2 separate regions of the Homo sapiens genome follow, and region 2 is linked to region 1. A link is a loop called in an ENCODE intact Hi-C map of the cell type or tissue named here. Cell type or tissue: heart right ventricle. All regions are shown on one strand. Each heading gives the region's core, and the rest is flanking DNA. Links, peaks and the distances in the headings are about the cores only.

What was found. Hi-C counts contacts between places; a loop is a spot of excess contacts. Peaks named below come from ENCODE experiments on the same cell type or tissue, not always from the same donor. Only the 100,000 strongest peaks of a DNase experiment are listed, where the experiment ranks them.
Region 2: a loop joins it to region 1, with 2.1 times the contacts of the local background. A loop is called at or near these places in 9 of 110 quality-filtered maps.

Annotation. Positions count from the first base shown.
Region 1 is chr6:134,039,225-134,056,284 of GRCh38, reverse strand. SLC2A12 (solute carrier family 2 member 12) reads left to right here and starts at 3,661. Exons shown (of 5, transcript NM_145176.3): 1 at 3,661-3,907. The coding sequence starts at 3,805. In heart right ventricle, for the core only: no CTCF peak of the experiment used is centred there; a DNase peak (open chromatin) is centred at 8,414; H3K4me3 peaks cover 900 bases; H3K27ac peaks cover 3,679 bases.
Region 2 is chr6:133,989,225-134,002,244 of GRCh38, reverse strand. TBPL1 (TATA-box binding protein like 1) reads right to left here. Exons shown (of 7, transcript NM_004865.4): 7 at 11,813-13,020. SLC2A12 (solute carrier family 2 member 12) reads left to right here. Exons shown (of 5, transcript NM_145176.3): 4 at 116-248; 5 at 10,937-13,020. The coding sequence ends at 11,090. Among named protein-coding and RNA genes, the nearest start is that of TBPL1, 43 kb to the right of the region's middle. In heart right ventricle, for the core only: no CTCF peak of the experiment used is centred there; no DNase peak of the experiment used is centred there; H3K27ac peaks cover 965 bases.

The DNA.
Region 1 (17,060 bases), core at 5,089-13,088:
CAGGGTGCACTGCAGGGAAACAATACGGTGTAGTGAAAAGCATTTGGGTTTTGGAATCAAATGGACTTGAACTGCTGTGCTCTGAAATGTTATGTTCTGCATAAAAAGACTTGTGCAAGAGTGCTCATAACAGTTTTATGTGTAATAGCAAAGAATTGGAAACAGCCCAGATGTCCATCAATAGGAAAATGGATAAACTGTGGTGTATTCACCCATATAACACTATTCAGCAATAAACAAAATGAACTACTAATATACATAAAAACATGGATGGATATCAAAACTATGCTCAGTGAAAGACTCCTTACACAAGGCTGCATTCTCTGTGGTTCCATTATATGAATTAAGGTTTAGAACAAGCAAAGGTAATCTATGTGGAAAAATATCAGAAAATTGGTTGCTTCTGGAGCTTTTTTGTCTTGAAAAAAAGAACCTAGTATTGAACTCTATTTAATAATATGCATTCTGAAGTATTTCAACTTACTTTGATATGTATAAAAACTAATACGGATCGACTGATGGATGGAAGAATTGTTATATATAGATGTGAATGAGCAAGCATGGTAAAATGTCGAGTGTAGGTTTTCCTGTGGGATTCAAATTTTTATAATTCAACATTGGAAAATGTTTTGATCTTAGAAATGTTTCATAAACTTCTCGGTTTCAGTTTCTGCAAAATGGAAGTAACGGTATTTACTTCACAAGGTTTTTGTGAAGCTTTTAAAAAATTGCCATGAAAATAGGCATGCTCTATGGTAGATGTTTACGAGCCCTGTGAAGCTGCTTGTCTTTCATCCCCTCTTCCCCGCTGTGCCAGTTTATAAGTCAGGATAGGTGTTTTTGGATTTGGTAGCATTGCCTATGAGCAGTGGTCCAAAGTGGTATGTAGCAAAATTATTGGGGTTATGAAGAATGAACTGTCTGCTGTCTGCTGATTATGAATTCCTTGAGTGGAGGAACAGATTTTAATAATGGAAGTGGCTCAAACTCCAGGGAAGATGGATAGCCTGTGGTTATACTTGGTCTAAAGGAATTGGCAGAAACAGAGAGGAAGGACAAAATGTCATAGGCAATCATCATATGGATTTTAATATTTAAAAACTAAATAGTTATTTAGTCACTAAAAGCTCTATTTGTGAGCACTCATTTATCTAACAAATATTTATTAAGTGTCTACTGCATGCCTGGCATTGTGTTAGGAGCTGGACGAATGTGCAAGATAGAAATAGGTGCCTGCCCTCTTGGAGCATACATTCTAGTGTTGCTAAAGTTTATTGGATTTACAGGGATCAGTCTGTCAGCCAGCAAATACTTACTGAGTATTTGCTGAGTGCCAGACACGCAGAATACTATAATAAACTAAACAAACATAGTCCATACTCTCATAGAGTTTGCAATCTAGCAGAAAAGGCAGATTTAATTGAATCACCGCATTTAACTGTATTAAATACATTATGGTGTGCAAAAGGCTGGGAAGGAGAAGTACAGGGTTCGTAACAGAATTGAGGCAGAGTTTCCCCCCTCTAGTCTGGGTGAAAAAAATTTTCTCCCCTAAACTTTTCTCTGAGTTAAGAGATTGAGGTAAGTACAAACAGAGCTTGAGATAGCCAGTGGCCCCGGTCAGGTCACCAGCAGAATAAAGAACAGAATTAGGAGCACCAGGAGGTGATGTTGTCAGTTGCATTGCTGAGCATTCTTTTTGACTCCTGGTTGGCTTACTATGCCTGTGGATCTCCTGTATGGTTTGGCTACACAAAACAGAGTGAGAACTGTTGAACTGCTTTTAACCATAGTAAAGTATTCTGGAATTAGTTTTGTCTTCTGTCTAGTCAAGCACTATAGCAAACACTCTAACACTCCCATGGGGCCAAGAAGCTGCTAGAAACACAGGTTGTGGGATCACGAAACAAAGCAATGATACAACTAACCCATTGCAAGAACATTTTCCCCCTAATGAGGTCATTGGTTCTGAGCAGAAAGAAGTTAGAAGCCAAGAGAATATAGAGAACTTATGGGAAACATATGTGTCTCACAGATAGAAACTGGGACTCCTATATAATTATAATGCACCCTGGGAACAAATAAAATGAGTTGTTTCAAACCATGGTTGCGTTACACATTCTTTAGTGGGGACACTGATGTGTGGGATTCTGAACTTCTCACCCTCTTAATCATAAGGGGCCTGGATTATGCCTGGAGGACTTCCATTTTCTAGCACTATCAGCAGACATACAACGGGTACATAATAAAGACTAGTTGAATTATTATAGGTTTGTTTCCATTTGCTACCTGTTTCCCTGAAAGATAAGAAAAATATAGAATTATTTAATGACAAGCAAAGGAAATGTACAAATAAGTGAATTTAGAACTTTGAAGTGATTCAGTTAAAATGTTGAAAAGAAGTAACAAAAATTTAGCTTCTGCTTATACAAGCACAAATTTGTTTTTCTGTCCAGAGAAATGCCTATGACTAAAAGCCATATTTCACGGCATCTTCTTAAAGTCGAGTAGGTCTGAAACCATAGGAAGCCAAGAAAATTAGAGAAGGACAAGGCTGGGAAGTTAGAATATAGGAGAGTTACAGCTTTAGACCTCCTGGATTCATAATCTCAGCTCTACCACTGATTAGCTGTGAGACTGTAGCCAAGTTACCCAACCTCCATTTCCTCTTCTATAATGTTGGTACCTGCCTCAAAGTCATCATCTGCGTTATTGCGCTTAGCACAATTTCTGGCACATAAGTGCTCCACACATGTTAGTTTTTATTCCAAATGATTTTTAAGATGATCTCAATTTCCTCTATAAGGCTTTTTTTTTTAATAAACATGATTTGTTGAATGAATAACTGAAGGTAAAATGTCATAACCCTGTAAGACTTTTTTATAAATATGTTCACAAATCAGAAAAAGATCCTCTCTCATGACCTGATTTTGTTTGAGATTACATGTCCACCACACGCACACAATGGGCCACTTAGTCTGGCCTCTCTGAGTGAGGAGTATCCTCCTCCTACCTACGCAAACATGAAACCTAACAGAGGATTCAGTGTTAATTTGTCTCTTAAAGACAATTCTGCATTAAGAAATGGATTACTTTGCTATAACCTCAGCATATAAAAAGTCTAAAGAATCTGTGCATTCTGAGTTTGTGTATTTTTGGTCTCAGGCTGTGATTTATCTGAAAGGCCTTGGAGAGAAAGATATAGGCCTTTACCTAGACCAAAATCAGGTTGAAACAATAAAGGTATTTTATGCTTTGTGTAAGCTGGTAAATACCATGACTTTTGGAATAACAGTCTTGCTGAAAAATTGACACACTTTTCCTTCTGGTATGTCTTTGCATAAATTGTTCCTCTTTCTGCAAGATTAACTGATACCATCTGTGAGTATTCTATCCCCACTCTCAGCTTGCATTTAAATCTGCATGTTTCCTTTCTCTGCCTCTTTTCAAAGGTGCTAGAATACAAGAGCTACCCTTAGCTAATGGCCAAACACTCCGTCTGAGTTCCCTTTCTTTTAACCCCTTGCTTCCAACTCTGCATCTAAAGGCAAAAACAATCCTCTGACTCACGGCCCTCCCCCTGCCTGTGATAGGCTGCTTGGAATAGCAACAGCCTGTGTCACCGAAAAGGGCAAAGCCTTCGGAAATAGAAACAAAGTTGGTCACAAATCACATTAGCTTTGCCCGAAGTTTTTCCCCACACTCTTCTTTAGCATGCTATTATGGGGAAAGTGACCACTCCTGGGAGCGGGGGTGGTCGGGGCGGTTTGGTGGCGGGGAAGCGGCTGTAACTTCTACGTGACCATGGTACCTGTTGAAAACACCGAGGGCCCCAGTCTGCTGAACCAGAAGGGGACAGCCGTGGAGACGGAGGGCAGCGGCAGCCGGCATCCTCCCTGGGCGAGAGGTAAAGTGAGCCTGCAGTGCTCGGGTGACCGCAGAGAAGCAAGCTGTACTCATCTCCCGAGTGTACTGTCTCTTGAGTCCCGTGTGTGTGTGTGTGTGTGTGTGTGTGTGTGTGTGTGTGTGTGTGTATGCGCGCGCGCGCATGTGGGCGCGCTGGATGAGTGGAGAGAAGGGGACAGGGTCTGGTGGGACGTGGGACAGCTCGGAGCTGTAATGTTGTGAAGATCGAAGTCTTGGTGGAACCTTATGTGCCAAGAAAATACAGGTTACACATCCACCACTGGTATGATGGGTCCCCTTGATTGTGTTTACATAATACAATGTATGGATGTTTTTCATATTGGAACGGTCCACTGGCAAAGATAGTCTCATTTGTAAACACACACAAGCACACGCTTGCTTACACTTTTTCATTTATTGTCACAAATGGACACTGTGTAACCAGTTGACATTATAACCACTGTTTTAAAAATCAGTATTTTAAACAGGCTTCATAAAATTATTAGTTATGTAATCAATGAGAACACAAACTTCCTTTTTAAATTCCCAGCACGTTTGTGATGAATTTGAGCGTTATTCAGAGCCTGAAACGCTTGCTTTGCTGGGTTCTGCCTTCTTTAAAACTGGCCTTGCAAACTGAGGTTTGTTTGCTATGATGACCTTCTGAAGGTGAAATTTGGAAAAGTTTTAATTCATTTAATGATCTTTGATAAATCAGAGGCTGGTCTTCACTTCCACATTTACAATTCCCACAAATACATTGTACGCTTTTTGCTGCCTCTTCCTGCTCATTTAGTTTGTGCTGCAAGGAATAGAAAGTAATTGTAATATGAAATGACAACAAACACAAAAAATCTTCTCTTTCCTACTACTTTCCTCAGCTGTGTATTCTTAATCAGATATTACATTCCCAAGCAGCATATAGAAATTTCATGCAAAATCCAATACACTAAATGATACAAAAGACATCTGCCTTTCTCTTGGGAATGGTCCTAATACTGACGTTTGCCTTGTGGGTTTGTCTGATCTTGGGGAATCGAACCTGTGACCCCTAACATCGAGGCATGAAGCGGCCCTCTTCAGGAGTGGAGAAGCCCTCCATCTTCCATGTCCTGATCTCTTCTCTTGCTTTCACACTTCTCGTCAAGAATGAGGCCGGGCGTGGTGGCTCATGCCTGTAATCTCAGCACTTTGGGAGGCCAAGGTGGGCAGATCACTTGAGGCCAGGAGTTCAAGACAAGCCTGGCCAACAGAGCGGAAACCCTATCTCTACTAAAAATACAGAAAAATAAAAAAATTAGCTGAGCATAGTGGCACATGCCTGTAATCTCAGCTACTCAGGAGGCTGAGGTACAAGAATCACTTGGAGGTTACAGTGAGCTGAGATCATGACACTGCACTCCAGCCTGGGTGACAGAGTGAAACTCTGTCTAACATAATAATAATAATAATAATAAAAGAATATCTGGGGTCATCTTTCAATATGGCCTGTCCTCTCCTATGCAGAAGTACCCTTTTCCCTAAGCGCTTGCTACTCATTGGCCCACAAGTTCCCTAAGAGCAGGCAAGGGAAACTTATATTTGGAGATAAAGGGAAAGAGTTGCAAAGTTCTTTTCTCCAAATTCCTGGGAACATGAGCTGCAGTCTAGACTGCAGAGCAAGCTGAGGTGGTGATGTTAACAAAAGGGCTCACTAAATACAGTCAGTGATAATGTCACAAAGAAGATGAAAAGAAACTGCCTAGGAAGAGCCTTTGTAGTAACCATTAAAAATGGACTGTTTATTTTGATATGGCTTTGAAGGTACAATGTGCTCTTAATAGCTTATATTGTACAAATTCACAATTATCCAGAAGAAAGATAATGTGTATTTACATTTGCAATAGTTGGTTACATGCACAAAATTCAACTTAAAGTGCAACTGTTTATGTTGTAAAGAAATAATAAATGAATAAGTACCATAAATTATCTTTCAAATTTAATTTTAAATTAACTTTCATTTTGTAGAAGAGAAAGCCTGAATGTTTCCTTAAAATGTCAGATGAATACAACTTTGATTTGTGCTATACATAATCTGCATTTAGATGAATGCAAACCTTTTATTTTCTACTTTTGTAAATTTTCTTAACTTATCTTAAACATCTTTTGGCACCCAAAAGCAATTATACATACATATGTATAAATGAATGCATAGTGCAGACTTGCTGTATGGTTTTCTTAAGTTACTTAAAGTCTCCATTCATTAATATTGGGATTGTATCTTCATCTATTTTATGAAGGTGTTGAGATTTAATGAGGTAATATTTGTCAAATACTCCTTTTGGCTTCTTCATATTTTCAACTTCCATAGTTTTCATTTAAGACATTCAGAGTATTTAAATTATGCTCAACAATTATCACAATATGTCTGCATTTGAAGGTAGCAAGCTTTTCTACATTCCTAGATGGAAAAATCAAAGCACAAAGAGGAATGAGTTATATAACTCAGGACAAGGTAATTAAATCATGTGAGATACTGAAAAACAAAACAAAACCAACCCCCTAAGGTCTGCAGTTGAACTCCCTTGATGCTATTGTGCACAGTGAAAAATTTTGGTAGGTCTTTCTTGACTAACCCTCTTTAACTGAAAAGAATGCTTTGTTCCAATGACTAGAAGCTAATGAACTTAATTCATTTTCAATAAGCTATGACTCAAAGTGGTTACATTTTTAGTAAATTTTTTCAGCTTTCATGGACATGTTCCAATCCATCTTAATATAGGACAGGATTAAGCTCAGTTTGAAATTCTGGTGCCTAGAGTTGACAACAGATATAAATGAAGTGAGATATTAGACGGATGGAGCAACTCACACAAGGGAAATCTGAGGTCAAAAGATGTGTGATCGGCCCACGGTCACACAGAGGATGGTGCAGAACTGACCCTGGTGGCCTCTGGCCCAGGAGATTCAATACTGACTTCTACTTCAGCTCCCAGGCTTCCTTTATTTCATGATCCAAACAATTGGCTGGGGACAGAGTCCTCTTAAGTTTCCCTTCACCCCCAACTGTCCAAAGGTTCAGAAAACAAGAACAATATTTACTGTATGAGTGCAGGTTGTCAGCACTGCAGAACTCTCTGGCACTGGGACCCAGAACATGAAGAACGGGACTCACGAACTCAGCTGAAAGGACTGTCCTTTATCCCCTCTGAAGATGCCACAGTCTGGAATTTAAGAAATACACGCTTCTGCTCAGCAGATGAACATTCTAAGGCAGTTGTTCTCAAAACGCTTTTAAAGCTGTGAACTCCTTTTTCCTAAATGGAAGCTGGGCAGGTGGTGAGTATGTAAGATGTAACTGTAACTAAGTTCCTACTGAGTGCTGTTCTCCCGGGTTTAGCTTAAAATGGGCCCCCTGGAATTTCGTCAGGCCTGGCTTTCTCAGGCTTCGTCAGTCAGCTCTAGGGGAAGTCAACTTGTAAAAGAGACGGAGACTTGGAAACAAACTCATCCTTAGGGAAGAGGGAGTCAGGCCAACCAGCTTGGGCAGATGTCAGAGCTTTGGTTGTGAGAAGACAGATTCTAGTAAGAGGCCAGTTACCTTGGGCAGACCCAGGCATCTCAGAGTTTTTGATGCTGGGCCATTCCCATTTTTCCACACTTTCTATATATTAAAAACAATTAAGCATCAAAACCCGTGACAAAAATTATAGTGCTTTAAAAACATATGTATTTAACAAGTCAACATCTGATAACAATGATTGTGTCTACTGTGATACGTATTTCCAAGGAAATAACAGGTTTTTTTGTTGTTGTTGTTTTGTTTTTTCTGAGATGAAGTCTCGCTCTGTCACCTAGGCTGGAGTAAGATGGCGCGATCTTGGCTCACTGCAACCTCTGCCTCCCAGTTTCAAGTGATTTTTGTGCCTCAGCATCCTGAGCAGCTGGCTAATTTTTGTATTTTTAGTAGAGATGGGGTTTTACCATGCTGGCCAGGCTGGTCTCCAACTCCTAACCTCAGGTGATCCGCCTACCTTGGCCTCCCAAACTGCTGGGATTACGGGTGTGATCCACAGTGCCTGGCTGGAAATGACAGGATTTTTAGACGTGTTCATTTATGGAGGACCACTTGCTCTTCTGTGTGGTCATGAGACCAGATTTAAACATAAATATCTCCCCTTTCAGTCCAGTCAGCGTATCTCTGTGACTGTACATTTAACCTCACTTGGAAATCACATCAAAAGTCTAGATTTGAGGCTTTTCACCACTGTGAGCACTGGGCAAATGGCTCCTCTGGGATCTCTTGGGAAGGGAAAAGGCTGCGAACATGGTGGGAGATGTTTCTCTGCAAACTCTGGGTGCTATGCATCGTACGCGGCAGTGGTCTTGCTCCTCTCTAAGGATGTGTCACCCAGAGAGAGCAGAGAGGTTGCCACAGACCCCCTCCCAGGCTCTGAAGCAGCAGCAGACACACGCTGCAGGAAGCCTGCCCTGCCAGGGCCTGGCAGAGCCAGACCAAGCCAGCCTGAGAGCAGCCGGCCAAGAGGTTGGGCCCATCTGAGCAGGCTGAGATTAGCTGGTGCACACCAGCATGCCTGAACCAGTTTTTACAGCCATTCTGATAGGTCGGTGCCTCTGTCCTAGTTGTTAAATATTCTCAACATCACCGTTCTCTCTGTCAGATTACCAACAGTTGCTGAAGCAGCTGAGAGCCCAGGAATAGGCCTGGTGGTAGCTGATAGGACCTGAATATGAGCCCACAGGGTATCTTTCCTGTGAATTCTCAAGAGGGTGGTCTTTAGTGGTCTAGAGCTTACACTAGTTGGTAGAGACAGAACTCAAAATACACTGAATCTACCTTGGAGCAGCCGAAGGAAGCTGAGATTTGCATGTGTAGATAAAAGATGAATCCACCAACTTGAAATTGCAATTTTTAATTGCTGTAGGTATGTAGGATTTTATTATTCATTCAAGAATAGTTCATTTTAGAATCACGGTTTCATAGGGAGCATTTTCTCGGTACTATCTAGCCTTTGGGTTAAAAAAGTTCTGAGAGCTCTAAAGGGCCCTCCATTACTATGCAACAGTTGAAACAGCTATTTACTCAGTGTATGAGCAAGAACGGGTTATATAAGATTTTAAAATTGAATAGAGTCAGAGCTCCTTCATTCAGTATTTTTTCTCATGAACAGTCTCCCCCAGAAGGATGAGTTATTGAAAAAATTAATGCAATGGAAGCCACTTAAAAGATACCAAGTTATGGTGATGAGAAAGGAAAAGTTGGAATTGGCTCCTTCCCAAGAGGCTATTTGACCAAATATCAAATGCGGATGATTTTTCATCCCTTCTTCCCTTCAAAAGTACTCAATATCAGTTAATGTCACTGAACGTGACATCCCCCAAAATACTTCCCAGCTGAAACTGAGTCAAATATATTACCTTTAGAGTAAATCATAAATTCAAATTTTTTTTCTGTATTATTTTGTTTTGCCTTTGCACACTGGTATCATTTTTCTTCCCATGTTGTAGCACACTTATTTTATGCATTTGCTAAATGACTATGCCCCAGTAATACTAATCATTCTTTTTAAAAATGTAAGACAGAGTTTTGCTCTGTCATCCAGGCTGGAGTATAGCCTCAGCTCACCGCAACCTCCACCTCCTGGGTTCAAGCAGTTTTCGTGCCTCAGCCACCCAAGAAGCTGGGATTACAGGCACTCACCACCACACCCGGCTAATTTTTGTATATATATATTTTTTTTTAGTAGAGACGGTTTCACCATGTTGCCCAGGCTGGTCTCGAACTCCTGGCCTCAAGCAATTCACCCGCCTCAGCCTCCCAAAGTGCTGGGATTATAGGCGTGAGGCACCGCTGCCCACCTAATTATTCTAAACAACTTAGTAGAAATAATAGTAAGACTAAAATAATTTATTACATCATTCTAGTTTTAGGAGATTTCATTATTTTTGAACAATGATTTATTTTATACTGTTTTGCCAAAATTCCACGGAGAAAAATGCAATTCTTGTTTGACTTTTAGGAATATATTTTTTAAGTAAAGCAAGTGTAATTTAATTTTAAACTGTTAAATTGTGATTGCCTTGGAAGTAGCTGCTTCTCAGACAACTCATGACTCAGGTCTGCCTGGCATCACTGGGCTCTGGAGCTGTTAGCAGTGCCCATTATTATTTTATACAAAATGTCTTGCTCCCACACACATTTCCACACTTTATGGAAGTTAGAGTTGGGAGTTATGAGTAATACTAATTAAAAAACCATGACAGCTCAGCTTCAGATGTGCAAAGTTTTTCAAGAACAGGGGAAATGGAAGTTGTAATTAGGGTCAATTTGTGTGGTGAGAGAGCATCCTCACACTAATGAAATGTTTTATTTATATTGGGAAACTAAGCTGCAGAAACCTTCAGACAAAATCACAGGAGGAATTTTTCATGCTGCAAGCCCAATTATGTAGGTACTGCCAATTTTGAAAGCAAAGGAATTCAAGAATTTATGAAAGACACAATTGTTATGCTGGAAATAAGGTATTATTTTATTTCTGTTGCTATCAGTAAAAGACTGTTTCAAAGCTTTACCTCCGTATTATGAAGATTTTACCTTCTAGATTCAGATTAAAGGAGCTTTTGTTAAATGATTCTTGTGGGCCAAGTGGTTCTACTACTGTAATCCCTTCAGATCTTTACAGCAACCCCATGAGGCACCCCAGTTCACAGATAAGGAAACTGAGGCTAAGAACAACAGCTAACATTTACCAATCATTTACTACCAGGTACCAGGGTCTCTTCTGTCTCATTCATTCTTACAACTCTATGAAGGAGGTAATATTATTATCTTTATCTTGTGAATGAGGACACAGAGAGAAACAAACCTTAAGGGACTTATCAAAGTCTAGCCGGTAACTAATTAGGACTCTGATTCCACACTGTTCTTCACCTTCAAGCCCAGGTTCCTCCTGGAAAGAAGCAAAGGGACTTGTCTTGGGTAGCACAGATATTAGAGGACAGCACAGTGATCTGAACCTTACTTTCCTAAATCCAGTCCAGGTTTGCTCTCTTGACCCATATTACCAGCCAGCAATAATGCTTCTACTTTCCAATCTGTGAATTTGGATTCCAGTTACACTCATTTCAGGACTTGTTTGCATTCTGTTTTAGTTAATTCCCTAACTTTTTATGTAACTTGTATTTTTCTATAAGATTATAAGTTTCTCGATAAAATATATATTTCATGCACCTATCAGAGCTCTGAGCTGACTGACAGTGCTTGGAAAGTTCTGTGCAATTCATAATAGGTAGGAATCATGCCTTTTTCTCTGTATTTCCAGCCTACACATGAGGGATCACATCCATGTGGCACAAGTACCACCTTCTAGTGCCATTAAATCCAGATGTAACCTAGGAAACATCTCAACACGATGCTGCCAGCAACCATGAAGGCTGATTGCAATAGCCGTCAATGAAACTTGCCTGCCAGACAGTGCTGGCACATAGTTCATGCTTAATTGTTGAAGGAGTCAATGAGTAAAGAAGCGATTGCTGAACTAAAGAGCATTTTACTTCTGCAAATACATATTGGGCACCTACTACATGAGAGGCACAGTGCTGGATGCTTCAGGGTTAAAAAAAAATGTATCTAAGACATTATTCTTTTTTTTTTTTTTTTTTTTTAGACGGAGTTTCACTCTTGTTGTCCAGGCTGGAGTGTAGTGGCGCTATCTCGGCTCACTGCAACCTTCACCTCCTGGGTTCAAGCGATTCTCCTGCCTCAGCCTCCCAAGTAGCTGGGATTACAGATGCCTGCCACCACATCCTGCTAATTTTTGTATTTTTAGTAGAGATGGGGTTTCATCATGTTGGCCAGGCTGGTCTCAAACTCCTGACCTCAAGTGATCCACCCACCTCGGCCTCCCAAAGTGTTGGGATTACAGGCGTGAAGCCACTGTGCCCAGGCCTTTATTCTTGTCTGTAGGTTTTACCAACTTATCAAAAAAATAAAAATCGAACTAACTGCAAGATAACCATTCAGCAAATACTGAGTGGATAGTAGGAATCAGATATGATGCCAGACCCTGGAGTCTGGTGAGAAACGAAAGGCATCCTCACAGTGCAGGTGCTTACTGCCAATTAGTGGAGAGCGATGAGGGATCAGGAATCCTTTGATGGAGGAGATGGCTTGATATTATACATGTATTATGTGTAATATCTATGATAGCAAAGGGGGAAGTTCAGCCAGTCCCTGGAGACTCCTGGAAGACAGGATGGCTAAGTTGAGCCGAGCACGTGTAACTGAGGCCAGTAGTTTTACGGAGCATTCTAAGGAGGGAAAATAGCTTGAACATGTTTGGAGAAGAGAGAATGGCACGTTCAGGGAGCTTCCAATACTTCGGAATTCTGGGAGCACAGAGTTCAAAGCAGGGAAAGAGGATGACAAAGGAATCTGAAGCTGGCAGCAGGCACAGCTTCCTTAGCTTACAAAAGATGTCACAAAACTTTTGTGAACTAAGTACCATGAAAACAGGAATTCTTGGGAAGGAGACCATATTAATTTAGAGACATCAAGAAAATTTCTTTTCTTTTTTTTTTTTTTTTTTGGGACAGAGTCTCGCTCTGTCGCCAGGCTAGGGTGCAGTGGTGTGATCTCGGCTCACTGCAACCTCTGCCTCCCGGGTTCAAGCGATTCTTCTGCCTCAGCCTCCCAAGCAGCTGGGACTACAGGCACATGCCACCACACCTTGCTAATTTTTGTATTTTTACTAGAGACGGGGTTTTACCATGTTAGCCAGATGGTCTTGATCTCTTGCCCTGGTGATCCGCCCATCTCGGCCTCCCAAAGTGCTGGGATTGCACGTGTGAGCCACTGCACCTGGCCTGAGAAATCAAGAAAATTTCTAAAAGTGACGGTAGTGGTGACAGAAGTGGGAGTTTTAGAAATCCTCATTTACATGTCTCCAAATTCTACAGCTTTATGGTGTCACCATTCTTTTAATTTTAAAATAAAAATAGTTGCAGGCCCCTTATGGTTAAATCCACATGCCTCCTTCCTCCCCACCAGCCTCCCATCCAAACACACACAGTACACTTCAGGAGTTTCGTGGTTCTGATCACCCTCCTGCACCAACTTCCTGCTTTTTCTGGGTCCTTGCCCTCCACTTCCAGCAACTGGTCTTTTCTCTTATCCCTGCTCCAATCCATTCTTAGATGACAGCAGCCCCCTTTCCTTCATATTCTTGAATCCCATTCATATAAGCTCTTTGTAGATTTTTACTAAGAATTTGAAGAGTGCTGTAGTGCAATTGAATATTAGGTAGGCCCATCCTGAAAATTCTCTTGTCAAATCCACCATAAGGAGTTTCTTTTTTGGGGTGTGTGTGTGTGTTTGGTTTTTGTTTTGTTTTGTTTTGTTTTGTTTTGTTTTGAGACAGAGTGTTACTCTGTCGCCCAGGCTGGGGTGCAGTGGCAGAATCACAGCTCACTGCAGGCTTGATGTTTTAGGTTCAAGCAATTCTCCTGCCTCAGCCACCCAAGTAGCTGGGATTACAGGTGCACGCCACCACACTCAGCTAATTTTTTTGTATTTTTAATAGAGACAGAGTCTTACTATGTTGCTCAGGCTGGTCTCAGACTCCTGGGCTCAAGCAGTCCTCCCACTTCTGCCTCCCAAAGTGCTGGGATTACAGGTGTGAGCCACCTAACCCAGCCAGGAGTTTCTTATAAATCAACTTTTAAAAAATCCTCAGGCTTCTTGTCATACTGAGCTCTTGGTGTCTCTCCCTTTCCCCATTCCCCACAACTCGACAACTTGTCCTGACCTTTTCTTCTACTTTTTTTTTTTTTCTATTTCTGGGCTCTCTTAGCCTTTCATTCTCTCTTTCTCTTTCTCTGTCTCACTCTCTTTCTCATCAAAATCCCTCCTTTGTATTCGATAGAGCACTTTAGCCTTTTCTCTCTCCCTCTCGCTCTCTCCCATAGGCCACCTGTCCATTATCAACATGATAACGGTGAGCTTAACCCTTAGTGTTCAGGTGGCCATTCAGGTATTAATTTTAGTAAATTGCTCTTCCTAAAAGGACCTTCATCCACAGCCTTCACAATATAGTTTATGTTCTTCCCATTTCATTTCCCTAATTAAATAATTTAAAAAGCACTACTGGTGATTCTCAACCATTATTGAGTGCAGCAACTCCTTTTAAAATATAAAAACAACTTCAAATCCTCACAAAATTGTCTTCGCAGTTTTATATTTATTGATTAGAAAATATAGAGTGAGAGAAAGTTGCTATGTACTCACTAGCACACTGAATTTTTTAAAAAACAACTTTCCATCCCATTTATATACATTTGAAATTGAGAAGTACAGATACATCTTTTACTATTTTTTCAACATTAAATAATCTTCAGTGGACTGGGGATCCTTTCGGAGATGTCGGTTTTCAAATGTCCATGGCTCACCAAGGCTCACACACATTGAGCATCCCCTTCCTGGAGACGCCAGGGGACTCTAGGAAAGACAGCTGCGGGTTTATTCTCCAGGTTCCCTCCCTCTTTACCATCTATCATCGAAAGTCTCCACAAAAATGCAGACAGAAGTGCAAAATCACCACAGCATTGAAAGCCCGAATATTTGTCAATGAGTTAGGATTTAACAGTAAATAAAATGGGGAGCCTAATGTATAAGATTGGGCCGTAAAATGTTGGATTCCCGTAGACTGCCGCTGTGCATCCTCATTTGACAGAGATGGAACCTTCACCAAGCAAGGAAGGGAAAGAGCTCCTCAGACCCTCAGAGCTGCTTTCTCTGAGGGTCAGAATTTCTTGCCCTAACACCTGATTCTTCCAATCCCATCCCCCATCCTGTCATTATCACTTCCCTTTCTTTCTCTCTCTCTCTCTTTTTTTTTGTTTGACACAACTTTCTTTGTTGCCCTGGCTGAAGGGCAGAGGTAAAATCATAGCTTACTGCAGCCTTGAACTTCTGGCCACAAGCAATCCTCCTGCCTTGCCTCCCAAAGCACTGGGATTACAGGTGTGAGCCACTGTGCCTTGTCATTTCTCTTTCTGTATCTCTTCAGGGACTCCAATTTCCATGATTTCAACAACTCTGGGCTGGATAGGCAAGACAGTGACTCACTGCATTTTGAAATATGAAACTAGTGTTAAGAAGAGACAAAGCCTTTCAGAGCCACTGGAGCAATGCACTCTAGAAGTTTGTTTTGCACCCACTGTTTTTGACAAGTAAAGAAATACAGACTGCTTTAAATAATCCAGGAATGATCTCCCTCATTTGTAATCAGGGGACCAAAAAGTGGAAGAAAAAAAAATTAAAAAGTTCCTTTCTTGGTTCAATGGAACCACACCAGAAAAATAACATACAGACATCAGAAAGTTGGCCAGCAGCTGTGCACATCAATTGCACCTCCAGTGCAAAAGACCTGAGAGGAGTTTCTAACTGCAACCAGGTGGCTAGAATAAGGTGTGTCAGACACTGAATATACCACAGCCATTCCAACTCCCCTCTGATTTTCTACTTTTCCTACATGGGTAACTAAAAGATTCAGACATGCACTTGTCAATCTCTCTCACAGCCAAGTTTGACCAGTCACCCACTGGCTCTGGTCAATGAGATATTAAGTAAGTCTTCCAGGTTGCTTCTTGAAAGTTTTCCTCCTGATAAAAGGAGAGAGCCACAGGAGGATAAATCCTTGTCCCAAGCCTCCTTCTATTGTCTCCTGCCTATGGATGTGGTTGTGAGGGAACGTAATTCCTGGAGCTGCGGCAGCCACCTTGCACATATGGTGACAAGCCAGGGGACAACAGACAATCCTTTGAGGAAACGGGAACAGGAGGATGGGTACAGTGTGAGTCTTTGGAGACACCAAACCCAACTTGGTCTTTTAGTTAATTAAGCAATAAATGCCACTATGATGTAAGCTTCTGTTTATCAGGGCTTGGGGTTCTTGCAGTCTGTGTTAGGCTGTTCTTGCATTGCTATAAAGAAATACCTGAGACCTGGCGTGGTGGCTCACACCTGTAATCCCAGCACTTTGGGAGGCTGAGGTGGGAGGATCACTTGAGCTCCGAAGTTCGAGACCAGCCTGAGCAACATGATGAAACCCCATCTCTATCAAAAATACAAAAATTGGCCAGGTGTGGTGGCATGCACCTGTAGTCCCAGCTACTCGGAAGGCTGAGGTGGGAGGATCACTTGAGCCTGGGAGGTGTGGAGGTTGCAGTGAGCTGAGATCGCACCACTGCACTCCAGCCTGGGTGACAGAGTGAGACCCTGTCTCAAAAAAAACAAAAAACAAAAAACAAAAAAAAAAAAACAAAAAACAACAACCTGAGATTGGATAATTTATTTTTAAAAAAGAGGCTTTACTGGCTTACCATTCTGCAGGTTATTCAGGAAGCATAGTGACATCTGCTTCTGGGGAGGCCTCGAGAAGCCTCCAATCATGGCAGAAGTCAAAGGGGGAGCAGGTACATCACATTGTGAAAACTGGAGTGAGAGAGAGAGAGTGGGGTGGAGGGAGAGGGGCCACACACTTTTAAACCACCAGATCTTATCTGAATTCAGAGTCAGAACTCACTTATCACCAAGCAGATGGCCCAAGCCATTCATAAGGGCCCCCATGACCCAAACACTTCCCACCAGGCCCCACCTCCAACATTCGGGATTAGAATTCAATATGAGAGTTGGTGGGAATATACATTAAAACAATATCACAGTCTTGGAATGGGACATCAATTGTGATTAAAAAAAAACTGTATCACAGTCAAAAATATCATAACTGATTTAGGGGCTAGGTTATGCTGCAAATTTAGGGGCTAGGTTATTTGCAATGCTGCAAATCTGGTTATTGGCAAGTATGTTTCAAATACAGAGGAAAAGGATGCATTCTAAGATTTCTATTTATAGGAAACATAAATAAATTATGGAAAGCATCTGATTTCTGTTCTCAATATAGTTTTTTAAGATAGACTCTGTGGCAAAAGATGTAAACCACATCTGATGATAAGAATAAACTGAGGTGAAGATAGAGCTTGCTGAGAACTGAGATGCAAATAGATCAATGACGTGTAGAGTGGAAGGGAATGAAACTGCAACAGCAGAATCATCATCTGAAATCTGTGATGTGGAGGATGAATATGAGAAGTTC
Region 2 (13,020 bases), core at 5,021-13,020, 54 kb after region 1:
CTGCTGGCATGTTTGAAAATACATATGGTGCTATGTATGCCCTAAGTGGCTGTTCACAAATGGGATCAAAGCTACACAAAACACATTTCTAATCAATTTCTTTTGTCCTTTATAGATCTTATTGGCCTGCCATGGGTGTGCTTTATATATACAATCATGAGTCTAGCATCCCTGCTTTTTGTTGTTATGTTTATACCTGAGACAAAGGGATGCTCTTTGGAACAAATATCAATGGAGCTAGCAAAAGTGTAAGTATTACATGCATTGGTTTCTGAACAATACTCTTTGGTCAAAAGTGCAGCTTTTATATACAGCAAAGGAATAATATCTGAAATTATTAGATATTATTAGATTAGGACATTCCCTTTAGCGTAAGACTATGTCTCAGTGCATAATTCCAATTTCCCTGCTTTGTCTTTAATTTGGGTGATTCAGCTAAGGAAGAATAACCATTTCTTCCCAATGAATGAAGCTTTTTTTTTTTTTTTCAAACTACAAAGTGAATGTATTTGATTGGCAAGTGCAAATTTTCACTTATCAATGAAATATTGTACTGAATTTGAATAAAATCTTTACAATTGGAATGTTTTTTAACGTTAGCCTTTTATAATTATCATCAAACTGTAATGCTATTATTCATTACTATGACCAACCAATATGTACGTACAAGGTTACAAGTTTTTTCCTTTTATACGAAACAAAAACAAAAATACATCATTGTAATTAAAAAGCATTAAACCATATTTTCCTTTTTTGTAATGTAATAATTTTTACTAGAACAAAGTTTAATATTTTCACTGTCTGCATTTCTTTTCGGAAAAAGAAACTGTTACTATTGTTGTTTTACCTGATTTTTTCCTGAAACTAATTTTGTTGTACAGAGGATGTGAATCTTCTGTGCTACTGATTAAAACTATCTCATTTAAAAAACAGTTTATTTCCATAGGTTTTTGGGGAACAGGTGATATTTGGTTACAGAGTAAGTTCTTTAGTGGCGATCGTGAGATTTTGGTGCACCCATCACCGGAGCAGTATACATTGAACTCAATTTGTAGTCTTTTATCCCCCACCACCCCCCAATGCTTCCCCCACCCAGTCCCCAACCAACGGGTGAACATTTTAAAGCTCTACTCAATCACCATCTCAGAACTTCTTCCGCCTCTCTAGCTCCCCCCAACAGGTTTTCTTTGTTTGGGGTTTGGGGTGGGTCCCGGAAGTGTAGATATACCATGTTCACACTGGGCTAGGAACTTGGGTCTCAGCCTTTCCATCTCTATCAGACTTAGAGCTCCTTCTCTGTGCCCTAAACACTTGCTAAGGCTAAGATTAGCAGAAAAACTCTCAGGCTTAACCATCTACCGTTGTTCTAAATATTGCACATTTAAGGTAATTTTAAGAAAGATAAGTTTCTTATATGAATAGGCTTTTAGAAAACTGGTTTAAAAAATTTCACAAGGAGAGATTGTTTAAACAATTTAACTTAGAAGTGAAACATTTAATTTAGAAGTGAGTGGCAGAAAATTCCCTTTCCTTTTTTAGTAGCTCTAATTGCCAAAACCATGTCCTGGGGGAAGAGGTGAGACATAGGGGCTAAGAATGAAGCAGAACTTGTTACTCTTCCTAGGATTACGTCGTTCCATTTAGAAATGCAGGGATACTTATTGTTGGGTTTTAATATAATGGGAGGAAACTACATTTTCACAATTTGTGATTTTCTTTTAAAAATACTTTGAAAACAGTAGAGAAAAATGTATGATTACAGATATTGTGGGCATAGCGATTCTTCAGCTTTTACTTGAAGGAAGAATAAACCTGATAGGTGAATTGTTAGTAGGTATATGTGTGCATGTGTATTTATATTGAACTAACCATTAATCCTGGCTTATTGGGGGTATAGTAAGTAGGATTGTGGAAAATTTTCACTTTGTGCTTTATACACTTTTAGATGGTCTAAATTTTAAAATATTTTACTTTAGAAAAAGCAGAAAAAAATTCTCCCAGTTTAAGCTTAAGGTAAATATCAAATTATAAGGCTAATTTTTTTTGATACAGATGAGGCCCTGTTTTCAAAAAAATAAAATGAAAATGATTCATTTACAATGGGAAATAAAATTGTGAGGAAGGCTGGCTATATCCTTGGACTAACTAACGCATTGCCTGGCTCTATCCAAGTGGAGGTTAAAATGATTGGATTTCTTGGTGAGCATTAGACTCTGAATAAGGCTATCAATTACAAACACGATTTAAATAATCAATGGCCTCAGACTTTGATAAGCCAATGTATCCACCTGTAAACTGGCAACATTCCTCATGGATTCAGGTTTTTCCATAACTGAGATGCCAGGACACCGATGACTTCCAAATCTATTGGTATTCCTCCATTTCTCATCCTTCCTTATGCCTGTTTCACATCAATTATCCATTGCTGCATAACAAGGCATCCCAAATGTTGCAGCTGAAAACAACTATTTCCCATGATTCTTTGGTTTGGCTGGGTGGTGCCTCTGCTTGCTTTGCCTGGGCTCACTCACATGTCTCCCTGGGCAGGAGGGCCCACAATCACATGGGACTTGATCACATAGGTGGCAGTAGGTGCTGGCTGTCAATGGGGAGCTTCAGTCCTCCCCAGTGGCTTCTCATCCTTGAGGAGGCAAAGTGGCTTCCTCACATGTCAAACTCAGGGCAACTTTCCAAGGTAGTGAAGGCAGAAAGAAGCTGCAAGTCTCTCTGAGGTTTACATCAGGAAGACACACATCACTTTGACCACTTTCTATTGTCAGCACAAGTCCTGAGGCCAGCCTAGATACAACAGGTGAAGAAAGAGACCTAACCTCTTGATGAGATGAAGGGCAAAGAATTTCTGACCACATTTAATCTATCAAACCTATTCTTTCTTGAAGTTCTTTTAGCTCATGTGAAACAATCTTCTTTCCTGGAGGGCCTCCTAGCTCACGGCTCTAATCTCCTGATTTCTCCTTCTGTTCCTACATTTTAGCTAACTTTGAAGATTCAGCTCTACATCCTTATGCTTTCAGACCCAACTCAAGTACTCATCCTCGAAGCCCTGAGTAGCTCTAGCCCTGGAGAGTAATCCTTTGTCCTAGATTTTCAATATCTTCTAGCCCTCTTTACTTCTATACTGCATTGGCTAGAACTCTTGTGGTTTCATCTTGTTAATTAATAAAGTTTTAGTTTCCAGGAATGCTCTGTCCATTATCTTTCTTATGTAACTCCTACAATGCCTACCTAGCTTAATATTGATTTCTGGTAGATGATTAAAAAGTATCCACTGTTCAATTTTATAACTTGTTTTGTTGGCTTCATGGTAAATCCACTTTGTGTATATGCACCTTTGAACTACTCATCTACTAACTCAGGGAGCAAAATTCCTTTAAACATTTTGTGGCTGGGTGTAGTGGCTCACCTCTGTAATCCCAGCACTCTGGGAGGACAGGGCAGGCAGAACGCTTGAACCCAGGAGTTTGAGACCAGCCTGAAAACATGGCGAAACCCCATCTCTACCAAAAACACAAAATATTAGCTGGGCATGGTGGCTTGCGCCTGTAGTCCCAGCCACTCAGGAAGCTGAGGTAGGAGGATCATCTGAGCCTGGGAAGTCGAGGCTGCAGTGAGCTGTGATTGCACCACTGCATTCAGCCTGGGTGACAGAGTGAGACCCTGTCTCAAAAGCACACACACACAAAAAGTAAAATTTTGTGAATTATTGTGAACAAAAATAACTGAAAAATTGAGGCAGGGAGAAAGTAGCAATTAATTAATTGAATGAAACTATATAGGCCTCCCTTACTATCACAACCCATTGTACTCTCTTAAAAAAGTCAAACTTGAAAGCAGAATGTTCTGTATAAGATTAAGAACTTTCAAATCCTTTTTTTCATATAGGGTTGCCAGATTGTATCAAATTGCAAACCAAACGAAAATTCAATGACAGAACTTAAGAAAATCTAATCTTTCTTTCTAGTAGGCTTCCAGAATAAGATATTCCTTAAGAACATATGATGTGGGTATCTAAAACCCAACAGAACTTATTAATTCAGAATTTGGGGTGGGGAAAGAATCTGTCTAAATTATTAAAATTCTGACTTAGGAAATGTTTTTGAAAGAATCACATTTCTGTTACTTTTGAGTCATGCAGTTACTCAAACTTAAATCCAGACCCTCTCCAAGAAAGTTATAAATTGCAAATTAGGAGAGGACCAAAAGCCAAAGGTACTGTTGACCTCTAAACAGACTATAGGAGAACTGCAAGGTTTGTAATGAAGAACAAAAATAAAGGCAATTATGAAAGATGAGATGGCAAAACAATTTTACATTTTAAAGTCATTACAGCAGTAGTAATCCCTACTAGCTATAAACCATGAGGAAGCCCAATACTGAGGACAAAAAGGAAAAGGTGCTTTCAGAATTTTTTTTTCAACATTTATTTTAGAATCAGAGGCTACATGTGCAGGTTTGTTACAAAGGTTTACTGCATGATGCTGAGGTTTGGAGTATGAATGACTCTGTCACCCAGGTAGTGAACATAGTACCCAATAGGTAGTTTTCTAGCCCTTGCCCACCTCCATCTCTCTCCTCTCCAGTCGTCTCAGTGTCTATTTTTGCCTCTTTATGTCCATGAGTACCCAATGTTTAGCTCCCACTTATAAGTGAGAACAAACAGTACTTGCTTTTCTGTTTCTACATTAGTTCACTTAAGAAAATGGCCTCCAGCTCCATCCGTATTGCTACAAATGATTTCGTTCTTTTTGACGGCTGTGTAGTATTCCATGGTGTATATATACCACATTTTCTTTATCCAATCCACTGCTCATGGACACCTGGGTTGATTCCACATGTTTGCTATTATGAATAGTGATGCAATGAACGTATGGGTTCATGTGTCCTTTTGGTAAAATGATTCATTTTCCTTTGGGTATATACTCAGTAATAAGATTGCTGCGTCACATGGTAGGTTAACTTTTTTTTGAGATGGAGTCTCGCTCTGTTGCCCCTAGGCTGGAGTGCAGTGACATGAGCTCAGCTCACTGTAAGCTCCGCCTCCCAGGTTAACACCATTCTCCTGCCTCAGCCTCCCAAGTAGCTGGGACTACAGGCGCCTGCTGCCACGCCCGGCTTTTTTTTTTTTTTTTTTTTTTTTTGTATTTTTAGTAGAGACGGGGTTTCACCGTGTTAGCCAGGATTGTCTCGATCTCCTGACCTCGTGATCTGCCCGCCTTTGCCTCCTGGTTAACTTCTATTCATGCAATACTAGTGAGCCAGAGGCTTTTCTGAGCTGAACCAACAGGTTGGCAAAAGCTTTTAAAATGACAATGTGAGCAGCCTGGCTTATGTAAATTGACCAAAGTATCTAAAGGGTATACGTTAAACAAGGTTTCCAACAGAGAAATGTCAGAGACAAAAAAATACAGTAAGTTATCAAATTAGTTAAGGAAATGCGAGGTGGTAGAAAGCCCATGGAACCTGCTTGTGCACAGAAGCTGAGGTGAACTTGAAGAATGAGGAAGGACACTGCTGAGTTAAGAGAGCCTTCATGAATTTACAAGTTAATAAAACAATGAATCAACTTTTGTCACCAAGGTAACCGTCCTGATGTAGAAATCCCAATGTCTATTTCTAAGAAAGGAAACTACAGTATCAAGTTAACTTCAAACATGATACTACACATTGCTTAGCATTTTCCTCTACATTTGGAGCTGGGTTCTACCCCTATTTCTAAAAAGCTGAAAAAACGAATATTCTTCCAAGGATGTTAAGTTTCTTATAAAATAAACAGTGACTCAGCTGAGAGGTCAGAAAAGATTTCTGCAATAATGTAATTTGAAAAGATTTTATTTTGAACTTCTGCCTTGCAAGCTACAAACTCAAAATGGGATGTGATGTTTGCCATATTTGCTGTTTCAGCTGTGATTTACTTTTCCCCCCAGCTTAAGTGGGCACAAATGGAGAAAGCAAACAAGTTAATGTTTTGTAAATATTTCAGTTCTGAGGCAAACTTACTTTTCACTTTTAGCAGTTAATTTGATGTGGTCATTTCTTCATTCATCCATCCATCCAATTCATTTATTCAACAAATATTTATCGAGCATCTACTATGTGCCAGGCACTGATCTAGGTTCTACAATAACATTATCAGCGAGTACAATCACCATGAGATTTCCAGTATACTGATTAGATAGTAAGTGACTAAAGGACTACTTTCAACTGGGCGGATCTGAGAAGGCTATTCTGAGAGGTAACATTTAAGATAAAACCTGGGTAATAAAGAGCCAACCTTGGAAGATAGGGGAGTAAATCCAGACAGAAAAAACAGGTAGTGCAAAGGCTAAGTCAGAAACACACTTGACTTGTTCCAGAAATGGAAAGAAGGCTGTAATCTTTGACAATGAGTTAGGAAGTAGGTAGAGACTAGTGTGCAGGGCTTTGCAGGCTGAGTGAAGAGTTTGGTTTCATTCTAATTGCAGTGGAAGCTACTGAAGGATTTTAAGCAGGGCAGTGACATGATCTGATTTACACTTTAAAGTGTGCCATAGTAAGTGTCTGCAGCCATCCAGCTGAAGGAGGCTGGGAAAGCATGCGATTCTAGTGCTGGGTCTCTTTTTCCATCATGACCACGGACCTTAAGTGGCCTTCAATCACATGTGGCAATCACACATATCCCTAGTCAATTAACTTTGCTTCTCTCCTAGACACATGTTCCAGATCACTTTCTCTCTGGAAACCTCCTCATTTCCTCATTCCTCACTGATGGCCTTGCTTCTGACTTCACTGAGAAAATGGACATAATCAGGGGGAAACTTCCACCCCTTCCACATACACAACCATTCCTCCAGGGCCTATGTAGGAATGCAGTCCTTCCTATGAGAGCCCCCTTCACCCCCTCTCTCCTCTCTCCCTTCTCCGGCACATTCTCCAGCAATTCTCCCAGCTCACTGCTGCATCATCTGCATCTTTACCTACTCCTCATCAGCACAGAAACCTGCTATGATTCTTTCTCCATCTTTTTAAAAACAAAACAAAACAAAAGGTCTTTTTGTGCCACTTTTCTCTCCAGCTTTTGCCCTATTTCTTGGGTACTATGTATAGCCAAGTTTTTCTAAAGCGTTGTCTATATTCGCTGTCATCACTTGTGCTTCTGCTCTTCCCATTCTCACGAAGCTGCTCCAGTGAGACTGTTATGGCCACTCCGCTCCTGAAATTACTTTTTAACATCCCAATTACCTCCATGTTGGTTAACTCTGTGGTCAATTCTCACTCCTCATCTTAGATTATCCCCAGCATTTGACTGGAGATAGTGCTCTTGGCTGGGGATAGTCCTTCCTGAAATGCTTGCCTCACATCCTTCTGCGACCCGTCCCCTGGTTATCTCTTACCTATGGTCTCTATTCCTCTGCTTCCTCTCTTAAAGTTGGTGTGCCCTGGGGCTTAGTCCCCTGACCACTTCTCTATCACCCTCACCAGCCAGTTGATCTCAGTCAATGTTAGTTTCTTTTTTGTTTGTTTGTTTGAGATGGAGTCTCGCTCTGTCGCCCAGGTTGGAGTGCCATCTCGGCTCAATGCAAGCTCTGCCTCCCAGGTTCACGCCATTCTCCTGCCTCAGCCTCCCGAGTAGCTGGGACTACAGGTGCCCGCCACCACGCCTGGCTAATTTTTTTGTATTTTTAGTAGAGACGGGGTTTCACCATGTTAGCCAGGATGGTCTCGATCTCCTGACCTCGTGATCCACCCACCTCGGCCTCCTAAAGTGCTGGGATTACAGGCGTGAGCCACCGCGTCCAGCCAGTTTTACAGTTTTTATCTCATTGATATGCCAGGGTCTGAAATTTATGTCTCTAGCTATCTCTCTAGAATTCAAGGCTTGTTTATTCAACTGCTTACTCTACATGTCTTTCCAAATGTCTAACAGATACCTAATACCTCACATGCCCTAAATTGAACCTGTGATGTTCTCAAACCTATTCTACTCACTGCCTTACCCACCTCAGTTGATGTCAATGTTATCCGACTACTTTGGCCACAAACTTTGGAGTCTTTCCTCTTTCTCACATACTCCACATTCAGTCTATCAGGAAGTTGTGTTGGCTCTTACTTCAAAATATATCCAGAGCCTGAACACCTTCACGGCTGCCCTGGTCTGAGTCACCATGATCTCCATCCTGAATTACTGCAATACCCACTTACTGGTCCCCATTTCTGCCTTTGTCCCCTCCCATCAGTTCTCTACACAGTGGCCAGAATGACCCCTTAAAATGCAATCAAGGTATTCTTTTGCTCCAATCCTCCAGTGGCTCTCCAGCAAGAGCAGAAGCCTTCCAATGCCCTTCCAGCCCTGCACAGCCTGCTAATCTCCCCTTCTTCTCTCACAGCCACACAGGCCAGAGGCTGCATCCCAGACACATCAAGCATGCTCAAGGCTCCAGATCGTGGCACTTGTTTTCTCTGCCTCGAATTCTCTTATCCTAGATATCCACCTGTCTTGCTGCTTCACCTCCAACAGACTTTTCCTGTCCCTCTATTTCAAATCCCAATTGTGTAGCCAACTCTGCACCCACTTTCCAATCCTTCAGTTTTAACCAAAGCAGAAACACTACATTTTACTTGGTCTACTGTCTATCTCTTCCTGCTATATTTAAATTCCATGAAGCCAGGGAATTTTGTTCACTGTTGTTTCCCAACACTTGGAACAATTCCTTGGCATATAATCGAAGCTCGGCATTGAATAGATGAAAAAACATGAATGAAATGGATACAAGAATAAGGTAATGAAGTAGTCAGGATGACACTGCAAGTTTTAGCTGAGAAACTGGACAGATGGTGAGATGCAGAAGCCTGAGAGAGGACTAGGTTTCAGGGCTCAGGACAGAATAGAGCTCGGATTTGGAGATATTGTGAGATGTCCATTAGACATCAAATAGACACATTAGTAGTAGGCAGTTGGATACGTAAGTCTGAAATTTGGAGACTCTAGGGGTTAGAGTCAAATGTGGGTGGCCATCAGCTTATAAGTGGTATTTAAGTCCTGAAGCCAGATAAGCTTATCTGGTCAGAGAACAGAGAGAGAAGGGACTAGGCCCAGTTTTGTGCCAAACTTAGAGACCGAGCAAAGAAGAGAGTGTTAAAAGGGACTGAAAAGAAGCCAACAGTGAGGCTGGAGGAAAGCCAGAAGTGTTGTAGGAAGGTGGGACTGGAGAGGCCAAGCACAAAGACAGATGTAAGCACAGGCTCAGCGGAATGAGAGGACAGAAGCTGACTGATGTGGTTGGAGGACAAAATGGAAGTGAAGTGAAGAAGCAACAGTCCACTCCTTACATCAATTTTGCTGTGAAGGGGAACAGAAAAGCAGGATGGTCATGCCCTAGACTCATTTCCAATCACTGCTTCATTCACAAGCATTCCACTCACCCTCTAACCACTCATCTCTCCAGCCCACTTCCTCAAGTACTGGCACTTCAACAAGTCTTCAGCCCCACGACGACCTGGAGGCCCATGCTCTCCCTTCCTTCCTTACCCTGCTTCCTACTTTCCATGGCCCACCAAGGCCACTTCTTCGCATTTCCCCTTCTCCCTTTACTCTCTTCTCTCTCCCTCCATCACTCAGGCAAACCTTAACTCTGACCAAGTCAACTCTTAGTTTATTTTAACCCTGCATTCAAGGAGCTAAACCTGGCTGAATCAAACACACAACTATGCTGATAAGCCTTGTTTTCACCTTATGAACATACATCTCAAGTAGATCTTGAGGAATACCCTGCAATATACCACATTTCCCTGGTGAGTTGACGTTCCTACTTTCGAAGATGATTACTTCACACCAATACTTTTCCCAAGCCTCCAGGACCCCCTCCCACTTCTTCACTCTAATTATTTTGCTTTTTAGTTCACTGAGAAAATAAATTGAGACCACCTTGTCCTCCTGCCACAAGATCTTCTAACCTACCTACATCTATGCCCACACACACTGCCTTGTTGCAAAGGCCAATGCTTCCATTTGTACACTGACTGCATCAATTTCCCCCTCCTATGGGATTATCATCACGCACACACGCACAAAGCTGCAGTATTTCCCATCCTGAAAAAATACCTTCCTCAGATTTCCCTCCAGATACCAACCGTTTCCCTGCCCCAACTTCTCAGGTCTCTGGGATTCTCTGCAGGAGTTCCCTCCCTAACTTCATTCCATTTTCTGATCATTGTCACTGCTTTAGAGAGATGCCACCTGTATAATACAGTCTGTCCTCTCCCACCCAACTAAACCCTTTTTTCTCCTTCCCCGTTTATTTCTCATTTGCACTTTTACTACTTCAAGTTATAAGCTCGTCTCCCCTCTAAAATCTAAGTAAGCTCCTTGAAAACAGAAGTCTTTATCTACTCAACCCATACTACCTACATATTGTGGCCACTCAAATCATTGGTTAAATTACAGAAAAAGGTATTTGAAAAGGGAGGTTCAAAGGCAGCTCTTCATTTTTAGTAAAGGTAAAATACAATAGCATCTTTTTATGCTGATGGGAAGAATCCTGTAGAAAAATTTGTTAATGCAGGAGTAAGGGATAACGTAGAAGATAGAAGAGATATAAATATAGGCACATTGCTGGAGTTTGAGAAATGGAAAAAAATAAGGTCTGGGATGAAACCTCCACTGGTTCTCTGTATGTAATACTATCCTTGGAATCCTTCCCCACAGAGCTGACTGCTGGGATTGTATTCTGAGAAGACACCGTTACCCCTTGCATGAGATTGACCAAAGTCTGTGGCATACTGAATTTCATGATGCAGCAGGATTCCTAATAAAAATGTGTATTTATTTTTGCATAGCTAAAACATTAAAGCCCCAGGGTGGTTTAAAAAATAATAGCCTACACATTTTTTTCATGTAAACTAAGAATGACATTTTCATTAGTGCCTCTTTCTCTTTCAGGAACTATGTGAAAAACAACATTTGTTTTATGAGTCATCACCAAGAAGAATTAGTGCCAAAACAGCCTCAAAAAAGAAAACCCCAGGAGCAGCTCTTGGAGTGTAACAAGCTGTGTGGTAGGGGCCAATCCAGGCAGCTTTCTCCAGAGACCTAATGGCCTCAACACCTTCTGAACGTGGATAGTGCCAGAACACTTAGGAGGGTGTCTTTGGACCAATGCATAGTTGCGACTCCTGTGCTCTCTTTTCAGTGTCATGGAACTGGTTTTGAAGAGACACTCTGAAATGATAAAGACAGCCTTTAATCCCCCTCCTCCCCAGAAGGAACCTCAAAAGGTAGATGAGGTACAAGGTCCTAAGTGATCTCTTTTTCTGAGCAGGATATCAGGTTAAAAAAAAAAAGTTACTGGCTGGTTTAATACTTTCTACCTTCTTCACAGAGCAGCCTTTGAATAGACTATGTCCTAGTGAAGACATCAACCTCCGCCTTAAGCTATGTATGTATGGAGGCCAGTCGCAGCTTTATTATGCAGACACACAAGTGGTCTGGACATGAGGGTACAGTTTCTGCCTACCAAGACACTACTTGCACTGGATCTTACGCAAAAAAGAACCAGAACACACAGTGTGGACAACTGCCCATATATTCTATCTAGATTAGGAGAGGGTCCTGGCTAGGATTTTAGTGGTAATTCCTAGTTACATTCAACAAGTATAAAGATTATAGAGCTTATTTTATGAACTATAAACTATAATTTAATGCAAAATATCCTTTTATGAATTTCATGTTAATATTGTGAAATATTAAAATAATTCCACAATAGTTGAGAAAAATGAGCATTTTTTTCCATTTTTAAAAAATGCATAGAAAAGACAATTTTAAAATCCTGGGACCATATTTATTTAGAAGTAGCTGTTAGTAAAACATTAGAAAAGGAGTCAGGCCATTAGGTTATTTATCCAAATCTCTAAGCAATTAGGTTGAAGTTATTAAGTCAAGCCTAGAAAAGCTGCCTCCTTGTAAGGCTTTCATGACAATGTATAGTAATCCACAGTGTCCAATTCTTCACACTCCTCAGGAATATCACTACCTCAGGTTACGGTACACAGGCTATAATTGATGATGATGTTCAGATAACTGAAGACACAATAAATGACATTCAGACATCAGGACAATTCCCTCATGTTCTTTTCTATGATGGCCACCTGTACCAGCAACGTGGGTTTCACCCACACAACGATGAACTGTTCTCTTACTTCTCCAGTTGATTTTAAAGACTTGTTAAGAGGTCTTACTAATAAAATTTGGGTATGATAGAAAATCCACAATCAAATCTTGAACCAAATAACATATTAAATTACTAATATTTAAGTGATGGAAGACACACAAAAAACTTAAAAGCACGAACAACCTAACTTGAAAAAGAATTTTAAAATATGATTAACCTGAAGAAAAGAGAATCCTAAGAGCCAAAGCTCCTTTTTATTTAGCTTGGAATTTTCCTATTGGTTCCTAACAAACTGTCCCAATGTCATATAAGGAAACATGATCTATTACATTCCTTTATAACAATGTGGAGAGACTATAAACCTATGTAAGTAGTAAAACTATATCAGAGACTCAGGAGACTGACTAAAAGGCCTGGATCTGCAGTGTATTATCTGTATAAAAATTGGCAGGGGGAAGCTAAAAGGAAAGGAGATTGGAGATCTCAATTCTATCATGGTGTATTTCATACGCAAATCAGAGCATGCATTGTTTTTTGTTTTTGGAAAGAGAAGGGAAGTGTGTTCTGCCCCATGTTTCCTTCCGTGTTTATAGTTCAAACTCTATATATACTTCAGGTATTTTTTGTTTAGCCCTTCATTATAAATGGGCAGGAAATTGTTTATCAACCTAGCCAGTTTATTACTAGTGACCTTGACTTCAGTATCTTGAGCATTCTTTTATATTTTTCTTTTATTATCCTGAGTCTGTAACTAAACAATTTTGTCTTCAAATTTTTATCCAATATCCATTGCACCACACCAAATCAAGCTTCTTGATTTTCAAAAATAAAAAGGGGGAAATACTTACAACTTGTA